Regions from separate parts of the Homo sapiens genome. Here all the other regions are linked to region 7. The links are chromatin contacts, found by Hi-C or POLR2A ChIA-PET in ENCODE. All regions are on one chromosome and are shown on one strand. The core of a region is the stretch at or near the end of the contact, and the rest is flanking DNA. Distances in the headings are between cores, read along the strand shown.

The links. Hi-C counts contacts between places; a loop is a spot of excess contacts on that map. ChIA-PET counts read pairs that join two places held with the same protein, here RNA polymerase II (POLR2A). Pooled maps may share reads with other maps.
Region 1: a loop to region 7 is called in a pooled map, with 5 times the contacts of the local background. The contact joins the enhancer-like site here to the promoter of POU2AF1 in region 7. A Hi-C loop is called at or near these places in 15 of 37 single-sample maps with no recorded cell type and 12 of 50 pooled maps. POLR2A ChIA-PET finds 5 or more read pairs at or near these places in 1 of 52 experiments (activated T-cell).
Region 2: a loop to region 7 is called in a map of GM12878, with 2.4 times the contacts of the local background. The contact joins the enhancer-like site here to the promoter of POU2AF1 in region 7. A Hi-C loop is called at or near these places in 1 of 168 maps with a recorded cell type or tissue (GM12878), 12 of 37 single-sample maps with no recorded cell type and 4 of 50 pooled maps. POLR2A ChIA-PET finds 5 or more read pairs at or near these places in 1 of 52 experiments (OCI-LY7).
Region 3: a loop to region 7 is called in a pooled map, with 5 times the contacts of the local background. The contact joins the enhancer-like site here to the promoter of POU2AF1 in region 7. A Hi-C loop is called at or near these places in 3 of 37 single-sample maps with no recorded cell type and 3 of 50 pooled maps.
Region 4: a loop to region 7 is called in a pooled map, with 4 times the contacts of the local background. The contact joins the promoter of RDX here to the promoter of POU2AF1 in region 7. A Hi-C loop is called at or near these places in 3 of 37 single-sample maps with no recorded cell type and 7 of 50 pooled maps. POLR2A ChIA-PET finds 5 or more read pairs at or near these places in 1 of 52 experiments (activated B cell).
Region 5: a pooled map shows a loop between it and region 7 (3-fold over the local background). The contact joins the enhancer-like site here to the promoter of POU2AF1 in region 7. A Hi-C loop is called at or near these places in 5 of 37 single-sample maps with no recorded cell type and 3 of 50 pooled maps. POLR2A ChIA-PET finds 5 or more read pairs at or near these places in 1 of 52 experiments (GM12878).
Region 6: a loop to region 7 is called in a map with no recorded cell type, with 4 times the contacts of the local background. The contact joins the promoter of ZC3H12C here to the promoter of POU2AF1 in region 7. A Hi-C loop is called at or near these places in 18 of 37 single-sample maps with no recorded cell type and 8 of 50 pooled maps.

What each region holds. Positions count from the first base shown.
Region 1 is chr11:110,348,546-110,351,245 of GRCh38, forward strand. No RefSeq gene overlaps it. Among named protein-coding and RNA genes, the nearest start is that of LINC02732, 5.2 kb to the right of the region's middle. RefSeq lists enhancers at 372-421, 1,022-1,551. Within about 2 kb of position 1,251, at least 3 of the 41 ENCODE cell types and tissues checked have a DNase peak (open chromatin) inside an H3K27ac peak, as active enhancers do.
Region 2 is chr11:109,955,161-109,957,860 of GRCh38, forward strand. All of the region lies in intron 1 of LOC105369484 (a long non-coding RNA gene), which reads left to right. Among named protein-coding and RNA genes, the nearest start is that of LINC02715, 130 kb to the left of the region's middle. Within about 2 kb of position 1,316, at least 3 of the 41 ENCODE cell types and tissues checked have a DNase peak (open chromatin) inside an H3K27ac peak, as active enhancers do; they include GM12878 and OCI-LY7, where a contact is called at or near this core.
Region 3 is chr11:110,075,468-110,078,452 of GRCh38, forward strand. No RefSeq gene overlaps it. Among named protein-coding and RNA genes, the nearest start is that of ZC3H12C, 16 kb to the right of the region's middle. RefSeq lists enhancers at 876-1,170, 2,259-2,428, 2,729-2,778. Within about 2 kb of position 1,269, at least 6 of the 41 ENCODE cell types and tissues checked have a DNase peak (open chromatin) inside an H3K27ac peak, as active enhancers do.
Region 4 is chr11:110,295,139-110,298,031 of GRCh38, forward strand. It overlaps RDX (radixin), which reads right to left and starts at 1,476. Exons shown (of 14, transcript NM_002906.4): 1 at 1,329-1,476. RefSeq lists an enhancer at 573-1,445 and silencers at 659-718, 849-948, 959-1,008, 1,059-1,858.
Region 5 is chr11:110,026,124-110,028,823 of GRCh38, forward strand. No RefSeq gene overlaps it. Among named protein-coding and RNA genes, the nearest start is that of ZC3H12C, 66 kb to the right of the region's middle. RefSeq lists an enhancer at 1,406-1,565 and a silencer at 1,876-1,955. Within about 2 kb of position 1,261, at least 4 of the 41 ENCODE cell types and tissues checked have a DNase peak (open chromatin) inside an H3K27ac peak, as active enhancers do; they include GM12878, where a contact is called at or near this core.
Region 6 is chr11:110,091,800-110,094,837 of GRCh38, forward strand. It overlaps ZC3H12C (zinc finger CCCH-type containing 12C), which reads left to right and starts at 1,593. Exons shown (of 6, transcript NM_033390.2): 1 at 1,593-1,633. The coding sequence starts at 1,613. RefSeq lists silencers at 803-862, 1,163-1,422, 1,483-1,952.
Region 7 is chr11:111,377,888-111,380,587 of GRCh38, forward strand. POU2AF1 (POU class 2 homeobox associating factor 1) reads right to left here and starts at 1,388. Exons shown (of 5, transcript NM_006235.3): 1 at 1,275-1,388. The coding sequence starts at 1,290. RefSeq lists enhancers at 1,315-1,364, 2,015-2,104, 2,325-2,544.

The DNA of each region.
Region 1 (2,700 bases), core at 1-2,500, 1.0 Mb before region 7:
ATTCTATGACTTAGAATGCCTTAACTGTCTGGGAATGCAGCCCAGTAGGTCTCAGCCTCATTTTACCTAGCTCCTATTCTAGATGGAGTTGCTATGGTTCAAATGCCTCTGACAGTACCAGCTGCCAAGCAGGCTGAGGCAGGAGAATCCCTTGTGCCCAGAAGTTTGAGGCTTCAGTGAGCAATGATCATGCTACAACACTCCAGCCTGGGTGACAGAGCAAGGCCTTGTTTCAAAAGTAAATAGGTAAATAAGTAAGAAGTCTGCTAAGCAGGGACAAACATGCAAACCTATAATGCCAATAAAGTATTATAGGTACTCTGACAGAAGTAAGGGGGAAGTGGTCAGTTCTGTTGGGCCTACACTGGTGAGGCTTCAGAGGGGACTGTCAGGGTGAATCTCAATTGGCAGTCAGTAAGCAGCCATGGAGGGAGAGGGTGGAGGAAGAGCTCATGGCGCAAGTGCACAGAGGTGGGAAACACCTGGTGAATTGAGGGACTACGAAAGAGAAAGAGTTGGAGAGTTCATTCCAAGGCCTAGGAGGCAGAGATGAAGGAGGCTGAAGAGAGAACAGGATAAAAAAACAGCAGATGTTATAGACTTCCTCTGCAGAGTTATCAGTGAACAAGAAGACATATATTCTCTGAAATGTGAACAGGCCTTGTGCTTAAAATGGGGCGATAGTGACAAGTCAAAATTAGTCAGTCTGCTTCCTGGGTTTCATAAGCCAAAATGCATTTGTGCTGTCTTTGAAATGACAAAAATGATTCTTTGCTCTCAACTTGGTGTTAAGCTAGTAGAGTTCTTTACTTCTTGGAGTGACCCAAACTTTCATTTCCAAGGAATCTGAGTCCTCAGCAGTCCTGCCTATGTCTTGTTACTAGCATCCTGGCTGGGGAGACTGAGGAAATGTATCTGGGGTCACCTCTCTTCTCCTATTATGCTGAAATAACTCTTTTTCTTTTATACTCAGAATTAATCACCCAGTCTATACCCAGACGTTCTTTTCTGTTTGCCAAAAAGTGGCAAAGTAAGAGTTTCACTTTCCTATTCAGTGAGCTCTTTAATATGTCCCTTGACTGAAACATTTTTTTTTTGTCCCTTTGGATTCTAAATCCTAAGGTCATTTCTCCTTCCAGGAAGGTGGATCATGAGATGTACTGCTTAGAGTTCTGCCCCTGGGAAGATTTTCCTTCTCAATTGTCTTTCAAGGCCGCCCCTAAGCGGGTGAAAGTTGCAACAATAGTCCTAATTGTGCTAGTGTCCTTAGACCAGGGAAGAGTCATCTGGAAACTAGTCTTGAACATTTTCTTCTTTAATCAGCAAGCCACAGGGAGTTTCCACAAGGCCGTATGTGTGGGCTGGGGTAGAATGGGTCTCCTCCAGCTCCAGGAGACAGTGCGCTCTGTCACGCCACAATCACTCACAGTGGGGAATTCCTCCCTCAAAGGTAGGGAATCTGATGCCTGAACAGCCAAGTGTCAGGCCTCAAGTCCTCCTTCACTTAAAAATTATATTTAAAAATTCATCTGAAAGTTTGTATTACTTTTTTGTTTCTTTGTTTTGAGACAGGGTCTGGCTCTGTCATGCAGGCTGGAGTTCAGAGGCACAATCTTGGCTCACGCAACCTCCGCCTCCTGGGTTCAAGCAATTCTCCTGTCTCAGCCTCCCGAGTAGCTGGGATTATAGGCACCAACCACCTCGCCTGGCTAATTTTTTGTATTTTTAGTAGAGACAGGGTTTCACCATGTTTGTCAGGCTGGTCTCGAACTCCTGGCCTCAAGTGACCTGCCCTCCTCAGCCTTCCAAAGTGCTAGGATTACAGGCATGAGCTACCACACCTGGCCTAACTTTGTAGTACTTTATAATTTCTTACAAATTTAAATCTTTATTCCATCTGGAAGTTCAAGGTAGGGACCAACTTTATTCATTTTCCAAATGACTAGCCTGTTGTCTGAATAATGTGTTTCTTTTCCCCACTTTATTATATAATCCAATCTCATTTGTATTTGGATCTGCTTCTGTTCTCACTATTTGGTTTTATTGATCATCTGTCCATTCCTGCAGCAGTATATCAGCAATAAATACTGCAGTTTAAATAACTGGCAAAGCTCTCCCTAATATTCTTCTGTGTTAGAATTTTCTTGGCTATTCGGGCATATTTTTATTTTCCAGACAAATTTTAATATTTTTTGCCAAGTTCCAAAAGAATTCCATTAGAATTTTGGAATTGTTATTGAGCTGTAAAAAATTTATAGATCAGTTTCAGAGAAAACTGACATATTTACAATGTGTGTCTTCCAAGCCAAGAATATGACATATCTTTTTATTTGTATGTGTTCTTTCTGGATGGACATTAATTCTGAGTGATATGAACTAGTTTCTTCTCCAGAGACATTTTCGTTACCACTCCTCCTATGGGAAGGAGGTTCTACAAAATGTAATCATTTCATTTTGGGCCACCAACATGTCTTGACTGTCAGTATAAACATATGAGTGTATTGCTGAAAACTGTGGTGTGATGATTAACTCTCCAAGATCCCTATACAGGGATTGTCAGTTGAAAAAACTACGTGGAAACCTTAAAACATCCAGAAACCACCAATATGTGTAATTTGCCTTTAAAGGATGTCATTTACTAAAAAACTGTCATTATTCCTAAGCAGGAATGGGGGCTGTAATGTTATGTTGGCCACATAT
Region 2 (2,700 bases), core at 66-2,565, 1.4 Mb before region 7:
CCAGCTCCCCATCCACCCCACTGAGAGCCACCTCCACCACTCAACAAAACCCCTGCACACATCCTTCAGGTTTATATATGACCCAATTCTTCCTGGACACCAGACAAAGACCTAGGTACGAAGAGGGCACTGAGCTGGTTAACACTTAAGCCATCCGTGGACAGCAAGGCTAAAAGAGCACACTGTAACACAGGCCCACTTGGGCTTTGGGGGTTGCAGGATCCCACCCACAGACACTGCCATGGGGCCTGGGCCCAGGGGTGCTCGGTCCGGCTCCTGCACCTGCCCATCTGCATGCTCCCCCTCCTGTAAGGAGTTTGAGTATGCACAGTGCCAAACAGACAAGCTACACCCCTGTTGCATGTCCTGCTAGGGGGGGTCAGGGAACGCTCCAGTTTCATCAGCAGTAAAGCAGGACAAAAAGGAGGAGGGAAACATCCAGGAGAGCAGGGGCAAGGAGTTACAGGAGCCCTTGAGAGAAAAGGACACCCCTGACAACCTGAATTTTGAATCAACAAAATTTAAATTCTTGGTAATTACACCGAAAGACTAAATTCTAAACCAGAAGAAAATCAAAGTGACAAGGTTAATTTGTTTATTGTTTGTTTACTTGATTTGATTTATTTTTTTTTCTCTCTCACTGTTATTGAAATAGGGGCTACTTGAATTCAACTGTAGAGGTGTTTAAAAAAAGAATCGTGTTTATATGTGTGAGGTTTGTGGGACCTGCTTAAAGTTTTGGTCCTGGAAGGGTCTTCGAAGGCCATCTAATTCACGTTGTATTGAGAGGAAATAGACGATGAAATAGGAAGCAATTATCTCAGGACTACAAAGCCAGTCACTAAAAGGGCCAAGACAAGATTGCACATTTCCAAAGGCACCCAGACATGTGAGCATTCAAAATCAAGAGCACTTTCACCCATAGTCATTGATGATGAAAAACACAGGTTGAATACATGTGGCTGCTTCTGATTTTTAAGCACACACAAAACTCTTGTACCACTGGAGCGAACCCACCAGCCATCAATGACTGCATGACGCCTTTCCCCCAGTTCTTTGCTCTCAACAGTAATTCCCTTTGCCATAACTTTCTGTTTTCTGCAGTGCCAGCCAGTCGTGACTGGTTGTGGCATCTCTAACAAAAGATACTGGATGTTGTTTTAAAGTCCCATGGTTGCATTTCAGAGCTAAAAATAGGACTATGCTATATCATCTGATATTTTCAGATGATCAGCTACACCACTTCCCTCCTTTCTGAAACTTACAGAGGTAAGTGAATTTTAAAATTTTGTTCTTTGAACAGCTCACTTTAGAGAACAATAGAGCCATTACACAAGCATACTTAATTTCAACTCTATACATTTAGCCCATTTCCCCCAACCCACTTTCCCCTCATTTCATGGGCTACTAAAAATATAGAACTAAATAGTGTGGCCCACCTGGAAATGAGTGTGTACACTGTTTAGCCTGAATGAGTGCTTGTGTGTGTTAAAGGAACAGGCTGCCTTCCAGGTGTCACCTCACATTTGGTTTCATTTTACTTTTCTCTAGTCATATGCCTTTGCCCTGACTTCCATGCCTGTTTTTACATTTTATTTTACAGAAATTATGTATTTCTGTAATGCAGTTTATAAAAATGATAAGAATATTAATCAATGTGCTTACTTTCATCAGCTTCAGTCAAACTTCTATTTACCCATCTTCAAATTATTTGCTCAAATTATATCTACAAGGCAAAAGGAAAGTAAATAAGGAAAGAATCCTGCTACTGAGGATTAAAAGCACCTTTTACATAATAACTAATGAATTTTGCAGACTGGCTGTGAACATGGCTGACAGCATCAAATAGATATGCCAGTGGTGAATTTTTGCTCTGTCCATGTGAATATAACCTTAATTTAAGATCATAATAAAATTTGAAACAGTGAAACAAGAGTGAGATTTAACCTCATTAAGATCAGGGAGCACATCTTCTTTCAATAACTATTTCAAACACGTTTACATATAGACTCACGCAGGCAAAGTAACCACAATTACTGTTTTTAAAGTGAAATACGTTAATATGTTACCTATTCTACAGAAACACGTAAGAACCTTCGGAAGCAAAATAATAACATCATTTGAAATATGAATAGTTACCCGAAAACCTATAGCAATCCAAAGCCAAATTTAAGATGAACAAACTTAAGATGTCCAAAATTTAAGTTGAGACAGCCTTTTGCTCTTGGCAAGCTACAAAATAAATACAAGTTCCCCTCCCTTTATGTCACACACACAATTTAGGGGAGCTCACTTGGACAATATTTGTACTGTGATACATAACGTCATCTAGAATATAAGTCAGAGTACCCAGCTATTTCTCTCTTTTGTGATTATTCACTTTAAAATTACAAGTTCTGATTCATTTTTAGATTTCAAATGATCAAAACTTTTATCTGTTTTTAAAATGCCTATATTCCTTGGTTTTCTCTAATCAAGGAAGTGAATAGGTATCTTAGCAAGAGAGGTCATGGGGAAGATTGCAAGCATTATACTATGCACTGTTGAGTGGGTTCAGAATAGTTTATATTATCATAAAAACAAATTGACATCAATAGCATAATTGCTGCATGAATAATCTTAGAACAAGTGAGACCTTTCAAGGCTTTTTTATTGTAAGCAATCATTATGCTCACCACATAAAACAAATGCCTTCTGGGA
Region 3 (2,985 bases), core at 19-2,518, 1.3 Mb before region 7:
AGTTTTTAAAAATAATTTGGCGAGTATGGGCTCGGATAGTGAGGAGTGCTGATTGGCTGGGTTGAAGATGAAATTATAGGGGGTCGAAGTGAGTTCTTTCTTGCTGACTTCTGCTCCTGGGTGGGATTGCAGAACTGGTTGAGCCAGATTATTTGTAGGTCTGGGTGGTGTCATCATCTGCTGCATAAGAATGCAGGGTCTGCAAAATATCTCAAGCACTGATCTTAGGTTTTACAACAGCGATGTTATTCCCAGGAGCAATTTGGGGAAGTTCAGACTCTTGCAGCCAGAGGCTGTATGGCATGGCATAATTTCTAATTTTGTGGCTAATTTGTTAGTCTTACAAAGGCAGACTGGTCCCCAGGCAAGAAGGGGTTTTTCGGGAAAGGGCTATTATCAATTTTGTTTCAGAGTTTAAACTATAAATTCCTTTCCAAGGCTAGTTTGGCCTACGCCCAGGAATGAACAAGGACAGCTTAGAGGTCAGAAGCAAGATGGAGTCGGTTAAGTCTGATCTCTTACACTGTCATAATTTCCTCAGTTATGATTTTTACAAAGGTGGTTTCATTACCAGCTTATACCATAAAGTCCTGCTGGGAGTCACAGTGGGATACCATGCAAAATGCTGTGAGAAAACTTCAGAGAAGCAACTAACCAATTTTTGGAGTCCAAGAAAGGAAATCCTGCTGGAATTAGGAGACCATAGACTTTTCGAAGTGTACCCTTTACCCACTTACCCACTAAGTGATCAACCTGTTGCCCAGAGGCGCCCCTTGTCCAGAGACATCCTGTGCTAACTTGTTCTTGCATTGCTATAAAGAAATCACCTCAGACTAGGTGATTTATAAAGAAAACAGGTTTAATTGGCTCAGGCTTCTGCAGGATGTAGAGGAAGGATGCATCTGCTCAGCTTCTGGGGAGGCCTAAGGGAACTTTTACTCAAGATAAAGGTGCAGCGGGAGGAGGCATGTCAAAGGCAAAGACAGGAGCAAGAGAGAAAGTGGGGGGAGGTGCAAAACACTTTTAAAGGACCAGATCGCTCAAGAACTCATGCACTACTGAGAGGACAGCACCAAGTCATCAGGGATCCACCCACATGACTCAAACACCTCCCTCCAGGCCCCACCTCCAACGCTAGGGATTACATTTTAACAGGAGATTTGGTGGGGACGCATATTCAAACTATATCACACACTTCTGTTACTATTAAGGACAGATTCTGAACAGCAGTGCCTTAGGGTCTTGGACAACGCTAACTTCCTTACAGCATTACTCCCGGAAGGATATCCAGCCCTTAGAAGCTGATATAGTTAAAAGCAAATAGATTGTAAAAACCATAAAATGCCTGGGGCCATGCTAACTAGAGCTCTGAGGCCTCTGAGAATTGACTGCAGTAAATCTTCCTGTCTTATGCAACCACATGTCTCTTCTTAGAAGGATCCAGGTTTTTTCAAATCACCCGTTAAAATTATTCATCCATAAATTATTTTTATTATGATCTAAAAGGCTTTAATTCTGTTTGATGTAATCCGTGCTTTACATACAAAACATTCTGAGATAATCTCTAAGTTTTCATCAATTTATTAGACATCTACTGAGGTGCCATGATCATTATCACAAACTGAAGGGTTTTCATATCTTGACTTTTTTAATTCTTTGTCTCCAATCTTAATTATCACACACTCAATTTTCCCACACCTGTAGGTTTATTTATATAGTGAAGTAATTTGGGGAAGGGTATAAATACACTGAAGAATGCAAAAGTCAACAGAATCCCTCATCAGACTTTCAAATGGCTTCTGGACATAGCTCAGCTGTCTCCTTTCTGGAACTTCCAAACTGTATAGCAGGGGCTCCTTCCTTTATCTGAGCATCACACTAGGGCATGCTCAGGACAGTTCTCTTTAATTCATACTTTTTTTTCTTTCCATGTCAACTACAGTACTTTGCCCCTGGTATCACTAACAGAATATAATTCCAGGTGTTGAATTTGAGTTCATTGGTAAAGGTTAAGGGCTCTGATTGTCTGGAAGAACTCAGTTTGAATTTTAACTCAGCCACTGACTAGCTGTGTGACCTTGGGAAATTTACGTCACATCTCTAGACCTAGTTTCCTTATCTGAATAGAGTGGTTATAAAGATTGCATGAGATAACATATGTGAAAAGCTTAGATCATTTTAATAACCAAGAATCTTTCTGTTTTACATGTATTAACTCATTTATCCCTTATAAGATGACCATCCCATGGGACACTTAGGGATATATGTCATGTCACTATTTTACAGGGAGTTCATATCTCCCCTACATGGTACATTCTGTAACTCCCAGTCACAAAGATGAAGGCCAGCTTTCTTACCAAGGCCAGGCTTGAGGTGCTAGTTGCTCTAGGCATACAAGCCCTCAAACCCTTCTAAATAGCGCTTTTCACATGCTCCACGCAGCTGTTTCCCTGAGATAGGCAGCCTGCAACTCTTTGCACTAGCTGCAAACATGTCTCTGCATTTTAGTCCGACAGAGCTGGCTTTGCTGACATCAAGGACGTGGTGCAAAGCACAGCTCTTTAGTTTCCAAATGAATGAAAATGACATATTGAAAGCGGGGCTGGCCACAGTATCTAGCTAGAAAACAATAATGACTCACAGGAAAGACAAAGACTGAGTAAGCACCAACGAAAGGCCACTCATCCCTTCATTAACATCACTGGGGAAAATATGGTCTCACTATGGAACAACCAAAAACATACAGACAAAAGTCTCCTGGGCTTTTGAGCATAGTCTAATTCCCATCTGGCTTATAAATTTCCTAACTTCTAAATTAATTACACTAGGAGTTGGAAGAGAATAAACAGTGGCCATAGATATTAGAAATTTTTACATGTGGCATGTATCTGCATCACGACTAGCATTGCTAATCAATTGTGAAATGACTATTAGGTAGCTTTGATAAGAGAGTTTCTTATTAGTCTTAGATATTGGACTACAAAA
Region 4 (2,893 bases), core at 226-2,725, 1.1 Mb before region 7:
CAAAGAAATTCTGAAAATAAAAAACTGCAATCCTGAATATTAGTCTCCTTTCTCAAATCCAGTGATGCTGTTTTGGCAAATGGATCAAGCCATTATTTATCCAGCAACATGAACGGGGTAATTGTTCCTTCTTAGCTCCATCAGTCATATAAAAGAGTATTTAGTGTTCTAAAAAAAAAAAAAAAAAAAGAAGTATGCTCCTTAAACAATAGATTACAATGTCTATGTCAAAGTACTCGTTTATCAAATAAACCCTTATTATCTTAGACTTTTATATTTACATCCTGCCAGTCTTAGTGCCACAAGAATGCCATCGAGTTCCTCAGCAACGTGTCTTCCACCAAAATCTCAAATGTATTTTAAAATATATTTTTATGAAGTTGACTTTTAACACATTTCCAACCTAGTAACTACTCTTTAAGGAAAAAAAAAAACCACCAAATATTGGGAATGTCTGAAGAAACATGACATCTGTCTAGGAAGTGATGTAGTCTGTTTAAACTGAAAAAAAAAAAAAAACAAAAATGCACTGCCCCCTTTCAAAGTTAGTCCGGGAATTGAGTTTAGAATCCTTTAAAGGAAAAGAGGGATATCATGTACTGAACTTGTCTGGTGGGGTCTGAGACACTAAAACTGAGCGGCCTCAAGGGCCCGAGAAAGTTACAGGGCTCCGAGAGCTGCAACAGCAGCAGGTAGAGCTGCGGCCGGGAACCGCGGCCCTGGCCTGGCGGGTGCGAGCGGCGGGAGCGACTGGCGCCCCAAAGCCTGTCATGCAACATCCCCTTTGCCACTGGGGCGGAACGCACGCTCTCTAGTAATTTAACACCCCTCCTTTCAAACTGGAGGCCGGGGAACAAGTTCTAATAAATGTAAAATCGAATTCTACCTACGCTGAATATCTGGATTTTCAAACAACCCTTGGGACCATGCCAGCCCGGGCCCGGGGCCCAGTCCAGGCAGCGGGAGCCCACCGTCCCCAGGGCGCTGGGGGTCCGACACCGGCGCTGAAGGCAGACTCCGCGCCCCGAGGAAAGGAGAATCCCGCGGCGGCGAAGGTCGACTTTGGCCCGGCCAGGCACGTTCGGGCCGCGGCTCAGCCACGACTCGGGCAGGGCCTCGCGGCCCCTACCAGCCCCGGGAGGAGCCTGGCCGGCCGGGCCGTTACCACAGTGGCGCCTCGGCCAGCTGGGCGCGAGCGGAGGCGCGCCAAGCCCTGGCGGCGGCGCCACGGCCGGGCAGCACGGGCCCCGCAACTTCGCGCCGCCACCTTAGCGTCTCCGGAGGAACCGGGAGCGGGGAGTGGGGGAAGGGAGGGCGCCGCGCCTTACCCGGAGAGCGGGCGGCTTCTGCCCGCCGGCGTGTGGCTGGGGCGCTGCGCGGCGGCGCGGCTGCGACAGGGAGGGAGAAGCGGTGGTGCGAGCGCTGGCCCGCGGGAGACGAGAGGCGCCGCCGCCACCGCAGACAGCTCCGCAATATGGCCGCTCGGCGCCTCCGCGGGAAAAGGCGGGGCTGCCCGGCGCCCCCCCGCCTCCCCCTGCCGGCCGGCCGTCCTCGCGCCGCGGACTGAGCGCCAACGCCGCCGCTGGGGGCCGCCCCCGCCCCGCCCCTCCCGCAGGCTCGCAGCCGCAGGCCTGGCTCCGGGCGTGGCCGGGGGTCGCGGTCTGGGGCCGGCCAACGCGAGGTGGGTGGCTGCGGGCTCGGGAGCGCCCAGGGAAATAGGGCGAATGCGCCGGAGGGTCGAGCCCTTCCAGAGAGCGCTGGGCTCCAGCTAAACCTGCGGTCGAGGGAAGCGGAGCCGCCCAGCCCAAAGCTCGGAGTGTGCCCGCCGCCTCCCCAACGAGTGGAAACTTGAAACTCCCGCTGGTGCCAGCAAACTCACTGAGGGCGTTGCCGTCGCCCCCAGAGGAGGAATTCTTCCCAGAGGGAGCCGGGGACCAAATGAAGCGTGAGACTTGGCTGTTAGGTTTGAAGATCCTGGACTGGGAAGGAGAAAAGGGCCTACCTGAGCGGAATTTAGATTTGCAACAAAGAACGTTTACATTATTTTGGCAGGTTTTAGCCAACTAGAAAAACTTAATTTTTCAGCGACAATTTTCAAACTTCACCAAAACCTCAATGGATAAGACCCCAAATCAGGAGTGCAAATTTTAATCCAAGCAAGGATGTGTGATAATTTTTTATTACCAACGACATGCTTTGGCAGTTGGAAGGAGTTGGTTAGCAAGAAAAAGTTGGAAGTAGGGCCCCAAAGAGCCGCCAAACCTACATAATTCTAGATTTAGAGAAAGTTAGGCATTCGATCTTAAGACTAAGTCTAGCCCACTCACTTTAGTTAGTGGCTGGGATGAGACAGGAAGCTCCTGACTTCTGGATCAGTCTTCTGTCATCTAATCCATGCTGAGTCCCCTCAGTATTGTCTGCTGGGATGATTCAGGGAGCAAAACTTGCTATGAGTATACAAACAGCAAGCGCACAAAATCAGATTCGCCTGGCTTGCCCTGTTTGCAATACTTTTTTTAGCTTATCTTTTGTGAACAAACTTTAGATTCAAATAACAAAACGCCTGAGTATACTTACTTTTATAGGACAAATAACTCCTATACTTCCTGCCTTAGCATTTACCTTAGGTGAGACAGTAGCTTTTCCAGGAAATATCTGCAAATCACTTTCACTAGCCTGCCTCTTCAGTGAGTTTCCACTATTGCCCTTTGAGACCTCTCCGAACAATTAAAAGCCCCCAAGAGACTCAAGGGTTAAACTCAAGGGCCTTTAGATAGCAAATTCCTCAAGGATGGGAACCAGGTGTGTGACTTGCGACCAAATAGGTTCTTGTGGTTCTTAGGGACCACCAAAAGATCACTCCTTACCTCTCCCTAGGGTGCAAGAATTATCC
Region 5 (2,700 bases), core at 11-2,510, 1.4 Mb before region 7:
GACTACTAGGTTCCCAAGGATGATTTCAAACCAAGGATGATTTCAAAATCAATTGGATTTAAGTCTACTCCTTCAATTTCCCCAGCAGAGGCACCTCTATCCCTCAGAATTATCCCAACTCCTAGGATGTGAGGAGTGAACACTCAACTGCTATAGGGTAGGGCAAAAGGTAGCAAAAGGTCAAGGACAGGTAGATGCTTTAAATAGACAACCATTTAAATGTCTATCCAAATGGACAACCCAACAGATAGAAGAAATTAACTAGTTCGCTGCTGAATTAAATAAGCTCTAAGTCCTAAGCTCTATGTCTCCTATTCCTACAGTAGACACTAATATATTCAATGTACTTTTGTCAGTGAGCCTGGCAAAAATATGGCACTTATTAAATTATTCAGTTTTGAGCTGGAAGAAATCTTAAGGCTAATTTAGTGCAGCCTCCCTCATTCTACAGTTGAAAGAACTGAATCTCTATAAACGTAAGTTGCTTGCTGAAGATAACATGGATTTAGAACTGGGCTGGACCCTTTTATTCCCAATTGAATGTTCTTTTTACAGTGACAAGGCAAGCTGTCATGGAAAGAGAAGCTTTAAAATGGTACACACAAGTGCATCACTTTTCTGGCCTTGTGACCTTGGGCAAGTTTCTAATCCCTTTGAGCACCAGTTGTCTCATCTGTAGAGTGCGAATGATCATAATCTTCAATGGATTCTTCCAGGGACTTAAAGAAGTAATGCTTGCAAAGGAACTAGCACAATGCCCAGCATATGGAATTTGCCTATGAAAATACTTTTGTTCTCCAATTTCCAGCCCTTCTTGTTGGGTTGTTTGCCAAGTCCTCCTGCTGATACTGCACCCATGGTATTAGGAACAAGAGTGGACTTTCCCCTCCTCTTTATAAATTATACAACAGAGAAAGGGGGAGGGGAATGCAGTGAAATATTAACAGTTGAGGAACTGGATGAGAGGAGCCTGGGAGATCTTTGTACTTGCAAATGTTCTGTTTAAGCTTGAAACCATTTCAAAATGAATTATTTTTCCATGGAAAAATAAAATGGACACCTCCACATGTTGCTTTCTTCCATTCCAAAGCCCAATTGCATAGCAACTGGACTGAGGTTTTCAACCCCAACGTGTAATGTAAACTACATATTAGTAAGCTCACCCTTCCAATCCTCTGTTCTAGAGGAAGTAGGGCTTGTGATTCCCCTTTCATTTGTTGAACACATAACACAAAGAGGAACTGTTCTCAGGCTCAAGTCACGGGCTGGAACTCAGAAGTGCTTTGGTTTAAATGATGAATGCATGGTCACCCATGTTTAACCACCAATTGAGAGGAGGTCACATGCTAAATCAGAAAAGTCCCAATGAAGGGGAAAGTAATTGAGAGTCTTTTGTACCCAAAATAGTACAAATAGGTTCCAGCTGAGAAGGAACTCAAATTAGTTTTCCTTTCACAGAGCTTTAATGCTGTATTTTTCAACATGATTTGGAAGACACCTATACCAACAAGTGTTATCATATACACATTCTTCTTTATCTGATAAAGCACCAAGATCCTGGTCAAACCATAAGTTTGGTAAGCAGAAATGGCCCCTACCTACATTGTCTTTAACTACACGGAAAGCCCTTCATGTTTTGAGGTGTAAATAATCTGTAGACAGTTTCTACAAGGAAAAGAGGAATAATAATAATATTGTCTTAACAAGGATCTTTTCAGATCAGAGTAGAAATGCTAGCATAAATCCAAAGCAACTTACCCTCACCTAAATCTCAGCATAAAACTCATTCATTCACTCGCTTATTTAGTATTTCTTGAATTCCTCTTCATTGCCATTTACGCTAGATGGTGATTAGGGGATATTATGGAGAGTAAACCAGATGTGGTCTCTGCTTTCACTGACCACAACCTAGTGGGGAAGACAGGCATGAACAAGAAATCATAATGAGTGGTATGAGTTCTCAGGCAGATGATGTGGGGAAACACACAGGAGGGGCACTCAGCTCAGTCTAGTGGGGCAGGGGGGCTTCCCAGAGGTAGTTACATCAAAGCTGAGATCCAACGTTCAAGTTAGAAGTAATCAGCCAAGAATGTTTCCCAAGCAGAAGAATGACATGTGTCATTATCTGAAGATTAGAAATCCCAAAAGGCTGAAGTGTGGAGTGCAGGAAGGTTGAGGTAAGGAGGAAAAATGAGACCAGGAGGAGGTTTCACATGGCACATGTTGAATGTTAAACAGCACATACTCCCTCCGAGGGAAGACCTTTACCATGGAGTTTGCAGGGCTGTTTCCCTGGCCTTCTTTCTGAGACCCAATTTTCCCTTGGGAGATAAGATGACCTGGGTAAAGTGGACTTTGGACAAATGTGTTCTGTAGGCATGTTTTCTTTTGTGTCTTCTCTCTCCCTTATTCCAGTCCCTTTCTTCAATTCTGGTGTTATAGCAGAAATAATTAACATTTATGGTATGTGCCTGGTACCACCAACTCTCAAAATAACCCTAAGGGATATTATTATTATTCCTATTTTACGATAAGCAAACTTGGGCTCATGTACTAACTTTCCCAAGGTCATAGTACTAATAAATGGCAGCACTGATATGAGAACCCAGTGTTACCTGAATTCAAAGCTCATCCTCCTAATTATCCTGGTACCCAACCTCAAGTCATGTAGTTGGCATCCCATTCCCTGCAAAGCCTTTC
Region 6 (3,038 bases), core at 343-2,842, 1.3 Mb before region 7:
GAGGCAAAACTAATTTTATGAAAGGTAAAAAGTTGATCAAAGGCATGAATCGTGGTCCAGTGAAACAAATGCGTCCTTTAGATGTAACAGACCTGAATACCTCACATTCAAGCTGTGTAACTGCAGGTAAATTTTCTAACCTCGATTTTCTGATGGATAAAGGGGTTTCTAATACCCAGCTCACATGGCTGTGGTGACAAACGGGACAGTGGATTTAAAGCAGGCTATTTGGCCCGTGGCATATGGTAGGGGCACAACCCATTCAGTGTCCCTCCCTCTCACTCCAGAAGCAGACTCATCCTGCCCTAGGCTGCTCGTAATGATTCCAAGGACAGGCGAATAAGGTTATTTGAACATTTCTGAAACATTGACTTAGTTTGTGCTGGGTGTTGTACGATTCACAGAAGTAGAAAGGCTCTCTGCTCCCGGTGCTTTTCAGCCTGCGATTCAGGCGCCCACCTCTGTGCAAAGGGCTGTTTCCTTCCGATCTCCTGAAAGAGATCTGGATGTATCTTGGGTTCAACCTCGATTTTGACACGATTGCCATTTCCATCAAAGCCAATTTCCTTGCTGAAAGAAGTCCTATCCCTGGGTGAAATCCCAACAGCTTCATTTGTTTAAATTCTTTTATTGGCCTTGCTAATGCAGGGTGTGGTTTTTCCTCATCACGGAATATTGATAAGTAAACAACTACGGGGAACCTGCCCTAAGAAGGCGGCCCGTCGATCTCCTTGACTGCCCGGGACATGATCAGTGTTACTGCTGGGTGGAGAAGGTGTCGCCGAGCGGAAAGGCGCCGTCCTGCACCAGGTCGGGGGAGAGGCGCGGGGAGGTCGGGACCGCTGGGTTGGGCCGGGGCAGGGAATAGGCGCGAGGGGAGGCGGCGCGGGAACCTCGGGCAGCCCCAGCGGCTGGGTCGAGCCCGACAGGTTCCAGCAGCTCCCCTCACCCCTCTCCACGCCTCTCGGGTTTTCCCCTTGGCTCAGGGTTTCCTGTTTCAGTTCTCGGCGTTCTCCAGCAGCAGGTGCTGGTTTGCCAACCTCGGCTCCAGAGGCGGCGACGGAGGAGAAGGAAAAGAGGGAAGGGGAGGAGGAAGCGGCGCGGCTGCGGTGGCTGCGGGCGGGCGGGCGGGCGAGGAGCGCGGAGCGAGGTGGCGGAGCCGGGTTCGCTCTCGCCCGCGGAGCAGCGGCACGGACGAAGGGCAGGGCCGAGCCGAGCCCAGCGCTCGGGCGCGCCCGAGCCGGGGCCCTGGCGTGCGGCCAGCTGTCCGGGCGGGAGGCATGAGGGAGCCTCGCGCTCGCCCCGCGCCCTAGCGGCGGCCGCGGCAGCCCAGGGCTGAGGCGAGAGGCGGCCGCCTGCCGGAGGGCCCCGGGGCTGCCCCAGCTCCAGGGCATGTAGTGATGGCTGCGGAGAAGAGAATGCAAGTAGGTTGAGCAACAGATTCGAGTGCGCGCGCGTTGGGGCTGTGAGTTGTGCAACCCAGGGAGGGGGCGCCGGGGCTGCGGCCCGCGGAGAGGGCGCGCGGGCGGGCGCGGCTTGGCGCGGGAGGGCCGCGGTGGCCGCTTCTCCGCGGGCCCCGCCGCCCGCTCGCCGCTTTCTCGCGGGGCTGGCTATGCCGGGTGGCGGCTCCCAGGTTTGTCCTCGGGAAGGGGGTGGGGGACGCGGACCGCGGCGAGAGTGGTCCTGGGGTAGCCGGTCGTGGGGAGGGCCGCGGGGCCGCGCCCGGGCGCCAGGCGGAGGGCGCCGGGGCCGCAGCGACCTCGCCGTGTGATCTCCAGGCCCAGGCGGGTCGGGCTCCGGAGGTCGAGTCACCGAGCTCCGGTCGCTCAGGTGGGGCCGAGCGGAAAGCCCAGCGCATCCTCCCCTCGGGCAACGCCGTCCCCGCCGGGATTTCGGGCGAGGTGAGGCCGGGCTTCCCGGCCCCGCGGCCTAAGGCACCGGTCCCCGCCCGCCCGGGGGCATAGATCGCGAACATGGAGGCGGGCTCGGGCGCCGCGGATGGAAACGGACACACTGCGCTGCCCCAGCGGCTCAGACTCGCGCGCGCTCGTGGGGCGAGACATCTCTTGGCATCTCGGATCCAGCCCTGGCCATTCGCTTAACTATCCATCCCTCCATCCAGATCGCCAGCAACCCCAGGCCGAGCGTCACGAAAGCCCCTCACTCCCCCCTCGTCCCTCCTTCACCCCCAGGCTCCAGTCCAGATCCCTTTTACACGCTGCGTTCATTTTAGCTCGGCTGTTCACATTTTTAACTCCGTATTAAGAAGTGTTACAAATATAACTTGGAGAAATGAATCCCGCATTTCTTCCCTAAGCTGTCTCATTTCAAGTCCTTAAAAACAGCCCTAACATCCAAGTACTGATTACTCTGTCTGGGGTTCTTGCCATTTGGTTATCCGTTAACAATCTCGGTTTGTGTTCGGTGTTTTGTGATAAAGAGATGAAAGACGAATCCAGATTTAGGAAAAGTTTTCCTATTGGTTGACAAGACTGTATTGGAGTATCCCAGGCCCATCAGGCGCTTATTGATTCAGACTTTTTTTAAACCATTTTAGAATAGATGCAGAGATAATTGGAGCTAAGTATTGTATGTTTAGGAATTTGGCAACGTTGTTCAGTTTTTCACTTGTTACGTGCTTGAGTTTTTCCACTTTTAAAATGCATATTATAAACGGAAAACGAGATAAACCTCAAACACAATTTTTGACTTTTCAAGAACCACAAGAAGTCATAAATACAGTGTGTTATAAATGTTTTTGTCTTAATGGACTTAGGATTTAGAGGGTATGACTTCCATTCATTTAATCACATGTACAATTAATTTTAGTAGCAGTTTCTTAAGTTTAGGGTTCTCTGTGTTTGACTACATGATAGCTTCATCAAACATTGGTAAAATTAATCTTAGTGTGATAAGCCCAGGAAGATGCCTATTTCGGACTTGACCCCCTGTTCACCTGTTTTCTTCAACAATTTGGCATGCTTATTTCCAGTTACCTAAATCTGTCTACTGGATGGTACCATAAAAATAGAATGGCC
Region 7 (2,700 bases), core at 138-2,637:
TATTCCTAGTTATCTTGGAAGGAGTCCATAACTCTCAAACCCAAATTAAAGCTCATTTCTCTTTATTTTTTTAAAAAATTGACCTTTTGATATCAAACAATGGTGGGTCTTCACAACCTGAGAAATTTTGAAATCACTCTTCTGTGTTACTGGTTAATCAGCTTAATTCCAGAGAAATTTACATAAGACATAAAGCAAACAATAAATTGGTGATGACAGTGTCACATTTTAATCAATGAAGTTATATTTTCCGAACTTTAGTGGATCCAATCAAGTATCTTTCCATAAAATAAAAACATTCCCTAATATATCTTCTTCTGTAAATCTAGATTCTCTTATATTAAGCTTGCTTGAGGCACAGCATACTAAAATTAATTAAAACGAATTTTAAGGAACCAAGAATCTTTAAGAGAAAGACAGAGCAATTTTTGGTCATTCTTCTTGCTTGAGGAAGTATAGAACTAGCCCCAATAAGGTTCAACTCTCAGAAGCTGATGAGTTGACGCTGTTTACCTCGTGAAAAGAATGTTGTAAATAATCTGTATTATTTCAGTTATTAGTAAGGTAAGTCGCTGTTTGGTCCACATAAAGGAAAATAAAGTTCACAATTGTTTCATCCAACTCCGGGGATAAAAATCAAGGCCAAAGATAAACCCACTGCATCCTTTGCAGTGGGATGGACAAGCCTTGTCACAGAAGGGGAAAAAGAATGACGAAAGGCAAGACAGTGGAGCAAGTGAGGACACGCTTCACCGAGCCAGATCTCCACTCCTCCCAGGGTATCCACAGGGACAAGTCACACCTGGCAGAAAGCTAAGTCACTCAGCTAGAAACAGGCCCAGGGAATTCAACAGAAGGCTGAAGAGCCACTGCTTATGGAAATAAAGCCCCTCCTGTAAAGAACTGCATGGCTTTTCCCTCCCAACCCCAAACCCATCCCACATCTGGCTTTTGTTGTGTGAATCATAAACTGCCCTTTCTTCACCACAGTGATTCATGCACAGAAGCGGAGGTACCCTGAGCCGTCCCACCTTGGAACACTAGTTCGTTCCCCTCCAGCCTGGAAAATCAGCATCACCTCTGACAGGCTGGTTTCTCCACCAGGCTCCATCCCGCCCACCTCCCCCCTCCCTGCTCCGGGGCTTGGAACCCAGACCCCCTCCCCCCGTGGCCCCATCACCTCCACCACCAGCTCCCCAATTCCAGACCAAGCTGTGATCGCCCTGCCCCGCTGGCACTCGCTTGGGTCTGACAGCCACAGCCAAACCACTTACGTTTTTGCCAGAGCATGGCCTGTGACAGGATGTTGCCTTTTCTCTTTGAAGCCGACAGTTTGGCTTCTTTAATGTGAGACCGGGGTGTGTTTTCCTCCAGTGGAGCCACCGCTTGAGCTGAGGCTGTTTCCTGGGCTTTTTAAAGGCCTGGGTTCCCGCTGCGTGGGCCGCGTCATCACATCCTCCCACCTCAGGCACCGGTGCAACGTTTCTGCAGCCAGGCCGCCTGTCACCCCACTGTGCGCGCCCCAGCGGCCCCGGCCCAGAGCGCTCCACACTCGGAGCTAGCCAGCTGGGACAGAGCAACAGCGCAGCGCGGGCAGCCACAGCCTGCACCGGCCCCGCGGGGACCTGCTGTGTGTGGGTGTGAAGGTGGTGTGGGGCAAGCTGTGGGAACCCCGTGTCAAGCCCTCCCCAGGCCAGTGATGAGCCCAAAAGCTCCTCTGGAAAACGTTGATCTTTGCACGGCGCCCATGCAGGCTTCCAGGCCACCAGGGCATGGGCAGGACTCAGCCCGCCATGGGCGCCTGCTCAGCGGGAAATGCGATTCCCAGGGGTCACTGGTTCTCAACTGGGAGGAAACACCTGTCATCTCTTCAAGCCTCAGTAAACAACCTCCTCATTCTTTCAATATTGCTTTTCTGTTTATTCCATTTTGAAACACAGTAGCCCCTCCCCTCGCCCCCAGCCACCCCCAAAATGGCAAGGCTTAATCATGCTGAAATATGGGGGCGCTGGCTCTGATGTCGGCTATGCCCACGGAAAAAGAGGCCAACCCTCAAGGAAGGAAGGAGAACATGCCCGTGCTCTTTGACTGGATCTGGGCTTGTAGGCACAAGATGAACAGAGCCTCTTTGCGAGTGCCCACCCACTGATAACAGGAAGCTTCTTTAAGTAAGTCATGGGCTCACCATCTGGAAGTGTAGATGGTGTTGGCTACCGGTTCCTTCACAGTTTGGAAGCCTTCTGCCACTGCATATCTGAGGTCCACATGCTCAGGCTCCAGGGACTCAGTCAGTTTGGGGTCAAGACCCCTTGGCACACCCCCTAGAGCAGGTGTGGGGCCTTGCTGCTCTGCCATCCATACTGCCTCAGAGCCATCTTGCACCACCTAGACCTGATCATGCTATCCCCTAGCCTACAAAGCATTCACCTTCTCCCTTCAGCCACAGAGCTGGAGGCCTAGAAGGCCTCCCACAATCGAGCCGTTGCCTTCCTTTCCAGCCTCACCACCAACTGCCCTCCTACCACTGGTCCCAGTGCCCTCTAAGCACCACCAAACACCCATGCAATTCCCTGCCTTTGACCTTGCCGTCCTCTCTTGCCGGAAGGACAAACCCCCAGCCCAGAGAATACTTGTTCGTCTTCTCAGATCTTAGAGCACTTTGTTCATTATGTGATGGTGAATTGTCACATGACTCTGACA